Linked DNA regions of Homo sapiens: region 2 is linked to region 1. A link is an interaction called in ENCODE POLR2A ChIA-PET data of the cell type or tissue named here. Cell type or tissue: PC-3. All regions are shown on one strand.

Region 1 (2,500 bases):
AAGAAGGCCTCAAGTGAGCATGTGTAGAACTCCAGTAAACACACTGCCCTGCTCCTCTCCCAAGTGCTGGCAGGCCACTGTGTATGCGACAGCCCATGCCTGGGGTGTAATCGGGAGAAGTAACCCAAGACCCTGGAAGTACGCCAACATATAAAACCCCAAGTTGAAAGGCCCAACCCTGCATTGGATCTCTCGTTGCCCGCTTGGCCCTCTTCCAAGTGTACTTTTCTTTCATTCCTGCTCTAAAGCTTTTTGTTTTTATTTTTGGTTTTTGAGACGGAGTCTTGCTGTGTCACCCAGGCTGGGGTGTAGTGACGTGATCTCGGCTCACTGCAACCTCCGCCTCCCTGGTTCAAGCGATTCTCTTGCCTCAGCCTCCTGAGTAGCTGGGGTTACAGGCTCCTGCCACTATGCCCGGCTAATGTTTTTGTGTTTTTAGTAGAGACGGGGTTTCACCACGTTGGCCAGGCTGGTTTCAAACTTCTGACCTCAAGTGATCTGCCCACCTTGGCCTCCCAAAGTGCTAGGATTACAGGCGTGAGCCACCGCGCCTGGCCTAAAGCTTTCTAACAAACTTTCACTCCTGCTCTAAAACTTGCCTTGGTCTCTCCTGCGTTATGCCCCTCAGCCGAATTCTTTCTTCTGAGGAGGCGAGAATTGAGGCTGTTGCAGACCTGTGCAGATTCAACGCCAGTAACAGCATGGTCATGGCTCACTGCAGCTTAACCCCCTGGGCTCGAGGGATCCTCCTTTCTCAGCTTCCCAAGTAGGTAAGACTGCAGGCACACATCACCATGCCCTGCTAATTAAACAATTTTTTTTGTGTAGAGACAGAGTCTCACTTTGTTGCCCAGGCTGGTCTCGAACTCCTAGGCTCAAGCGATACTCCTGCCTCAGCCTCCCAAAGTGCTTGGGTTACAGGCATGAACCACTGTGTCTGGCCACAGCATGTTCTGGAATATGAAGATCTGGCCACACACAGATATGTAGTTGGACAAGGGAGAAGTATTTTAATTGCCTTTCACAAAACTGGATATTCTTCGATATTGCACCAAAACCCAACAAGTGATAGACTGAATACACTTTCTTCTGTCACACTGGTCCATCTTGCATCTTGAAAAGGTCTGGTACCTATGCATGATGCTGTAACATCATATGCATATTTGGCAAATATTGGTCTAGTGAGCAGATCTTCCGGTTGTTGACACATTTCATTATGCAATGTCAAAGATTCATACTTTATTATTGAGAAAGAGTCTCGCTCTGTCATCCAGGCTGGATTGCAGTGGTGTGACCATGGCTCACTGCACCCTCAACCTCCTGGGCTCAAAAGGATCTTCCCACTTCAGCCTCCCAAGTAGCTGGGACCATATAAGCATGCCATCAGGCCCAACTAACTTATTTTTGGTAGAGACAGGGTGTATGTTGCCCAGGCTGGTCTCTGACTCCTGGGCTAGAGCGACTCCTCTTGCCTCAGCCTCCCAAAGTGCTGGGATTACAGGTGCGAGCCACTGCACCTGGCCAAAAAGATGATTTTCTTTTTGAAAGTGTATGGTGCCACTACCTGACTCACACTAAGGTGTGGTTTTAATGGTCACTGCTTTTGCACCATCAGTGCAAAAGTCAACACAGTGAAAAGGGCAGTAACTTCAGTGTAGGAAAATACATTTGACTCATAGGCCCCTTGGAAAGACCCAGGACCCCGAGGGATCCATGGAGCAGACTTTGAAAACCAGTTTTAATGTACATAAACCATTTAGAGCAGTGATAGGGCACACACATTTATATTTTTACTACCTTGTCGTGTTTTCCCCACTTTTCCTGCCCTTCAACACTTTCTCGGCCATTTGCCTTTGGTCCCCACTTTTCTGGTGCTTTTAGATGACCCCATTCTGCCAAGACTGCCTGCAAGGAACACCTAGGTTGGAGAAACTTCTCCATGCTTACAAATTACTGATTAGTCAGTTACTACCGTGTCACCTTCCTCTGGCCACACCCCCCAACCCTCAATCTGTTGGAGCTGTTTCACCTAGAGAAAGAAAATGAGAGTCAAGAAATTCAGTCCAATGTAACAGAGAGATGGGCCTCTTAGCCCTCCCTGTGACATTTGTGCCTCACAGCGGCTGCTTGCAGAGTTGACCCTCATCTGAATTCAACCAACCTCAGGTTGAGAACATTCAGAGAAAAAAATTGCATCTGTACTGAACATGTAGATTTTTTCTTGTCATTACTCCCTAAATACAGTATGACACTTACATATCATTTATATTAGATATTATGAATAATAGAGATGATTTAAAGTATACAGGAGGATGTATGTTATATGCAAATACCACGATTTTTATCAGGGACTTGAGCGTCCATGAAATCTGGCACCTACAGGACATCCTGGAACTGCCCCCACATAGAAATTGAGTAGGCTGAAATTAAAAACAGGACATTTAACAAACCTCCAATGAATCTAGCAGGTGTAGAAATCGGGAACCAGCAGTAATACATG
Region 2 (2,500 bases), 130 kb before region 1:
ATGGAGCAAGATTTTGTAAGACCAAAAAAAGCCACCAACATCACAATATTTTGACCATAAACAATATATCACTTAACTTTCACTAGGAATGAAAATTCTAGTAACTTTTCATCAACTGTAACGATAACATTAGTGTATACATCTAAATACACCAAAGTTTAAAATATATTTTAGGATTAAAACACCAGGATACTTGACAGAAAAAGGTCTTACTCTTTCCCATGTAAGCTCTTCAGCAGCTCGGTCCCATTCTAAAGCATTCCAATTCATGTCATCTGAAAATATAATTGCAATTTAAAGATTACTTGAAGTAAAAATAATAAATAATAAAAAAAATAGAATGCACTAAAAATAGTAAAATTTAGTACTTTGTAAGCTGTTGTTGAGAAGCTAAGCCACATTTCCATACTGAGTATTTGCTTGTCAGGGAACAAATAAGAATAAAAACATACATATAAATAAATAATACATATAAAGTAAGGTAATCCTAGATTGAGATAAATGCTAGAAAAGGAATAAATAAGGTTATCTGAAAGAGAGGAATTCAATAGCTCTAAGCCAGGAAAGAATCTGGCAGATTTGAGAAAAGTAAGGAAGCCAGGGAACTAAGGACATTCTGACTAATGATATGGGTAGTAGAAAGACAGAAATCAGATCATACAAGAGGAATGTGGAGTCTGGATTTTATTCTTTAGTAATGGGAAAACTACTAAAAGATTTAAAGGCAGCAGAGTAATATGAACTATGTGGAGCAAGAACGGAAGGAGAAAGAATAGTTAGGAGCTACTGTATTAGATCAAGAGAGAGAAATAACGGCCAGACTCAAGGGTAGCAGCAGGCTGTATTCTCAGAGCCTCTGACCTCCCCCTGCAAAGGCCCCCTGTTACCATTACACAAGTCGCTTTTTCTCATCCTTCAGAGGTCTCAGCTCAAATACCAGGTACTCTGAGCTACCTGGAAAACCTTATTCAAAATAGGTCTAGGCTGGGCACAATGGCTCATGCCTATAATCTCAGCACTTTGGGAGGCTGAGGCAGGAGGATCACTTGAGCCCAGGAGTTCAAGACCAGCCAGGACAACAGGGAGAACCCATCTCTACCAAGAAAACAAAAACAAAAACTAAATTAGCTGGGCATGATGGCACACATCTGTGGTCCCAGCTACTTGGGGAGCTGAGGTGGGAGGATCACTTGAGCCCAAAAGGTCAAGGCTGCAGTGAGCTGTGTTCCTGCCACTGTACTCCCTCCCAGGTGACCTTGGCTCAAAGGCAAAACCTTGTCTCAAAAAAAAAGGTAAATTAATAGGTCTCTCCCCAACAGCATCCTCAGAGCAACCCGCACAACACTCATCATGACGTGTATTTCCTACTTTTTCACTAAACCAGAAACTCCAGGAATGCAGCAGCCTAATGTTTTGGTCACAGTTATATGCTCAGTGTCTAACAGAGTACGTGACACAAAGAGACACAAAAATATCAGGCTGCCAAGTAGAACTAGAGATAGTGCAAAGCTTGACAGGAAAACTGTGGTGGGAGGGAGGAGGGGAAGTGAGTGACCAACAGCTGACTGGTAGACCCTGTCTTGGATCTTTTTTTTTTTTTCTTGAGACGGAATCTTGCTGTGTCACCCAGGCTGGAGTGCAGTGGCATGATCTCAGCTCCCTGCAACCTCTGCCTCCTGGGTTCAAGTGATTCTCCTATCTCAGCCTCCCAAGTAGATGGGATTACAGGCGTGCGCCACCACACCCAGCTAATTTTTGTATTTTTAGGAGAGATGGGGTTTCACCATGTTGGCCAAGCTGGTCTCAAACTCCTGACCTCAGGTGATCTACCCATCTCCTGTCTTGGATCTTATTTTACATTCTAGAGTTTACACTGCTAGAAAACGAGACGTTGATTTATTTAGATGGCATCTTGTCTGCAGTATAAACTTCAAGATTCTTTTTCAATCTTAGAAATTGCACTGACTCAAGGGACATGGAAAGAGAGAAGCAAATGAATGAGGTGAATCTGTATCAAAGTCCTTTATTTAAAAAAAGTAGTACCTAATCCAACTTAAAAAATAGTTTCTTCCTATCTATCCTATTAAAAAAGTCCTGTGTAGGCCGGGCGCAGTGGCTCACGCCTGTAATCCCAGCACTTTGGAGGCCGAGATGGGCGGCTCACAAGGTCAGGAGATCGAGACCATACTGGTAACACGGTGAAACCCCGTCTCTACTAAAAATACAAAATATTAGCCGGGCGTGGTGGCGAGCGCCTGTTGTCCCAGCTACTCGGGAGGCTGAGGCCGGAGAATGGCGTGAACCCAGGAGGCGGAGCTTGCAGTGAGCCGAGATAGCGCCACTGCACTCCAGCCTGGGCGACAGAGCGAGACTCAGTCTCCCAAAAAAAAAAAAAAGGCCTGTGTAAAAAGGATTTTAAAACACAAAACATGCCCTGTTTCATAGAAAAAAACATATTTATGCATATGTACATCCATAAATGCCAGTTTGCCAAAATAAA

What was found. Peaks named below come from ENCODE experiments on the same cell type or tissue, not always from the same donor. Only the 100,000 strongest peaks of a DNase experiment are listed, where the experiment ranks them.
Region 2: POLR2A ChIA-PET joins it to region 1 with 8 read pairs; 3 of 35 experiments call an interaction of 5 or more read pairs at or near these places.

The regions. Positions count from the first base shown.
Region 1 is chr5:10,266,525-10,269,024 of GRCh38, reverse strand. No RefSeq gene overlaps it. Among named protein-coding and RNA genes, the nearest start is that of CCT5, 17 kb to the right of the region's middle. In PC-3, no CTCF peak of the experiment used is centred here; a DNase peak (open chromatin) is centred at 1,264; H3K27ac peaks cover 1,011 bases.
Region 2 is chr5:10,391,857-10,394,356 of GRCh38, reverse strand. MARCHF6 (membrane associated ring-CH-type finger 6) reads right to left here. Exons shown (of 26, transcript NM_005885.4): 8 at 214-275. Among named protein-coding and RNA genes, the nearest start is that of MIR10397, 9.3 kb to the left of the region's middle. In PC-3, no CTCF peak of the experiment used is centred here; no DNase peak of the experiment used is centred here.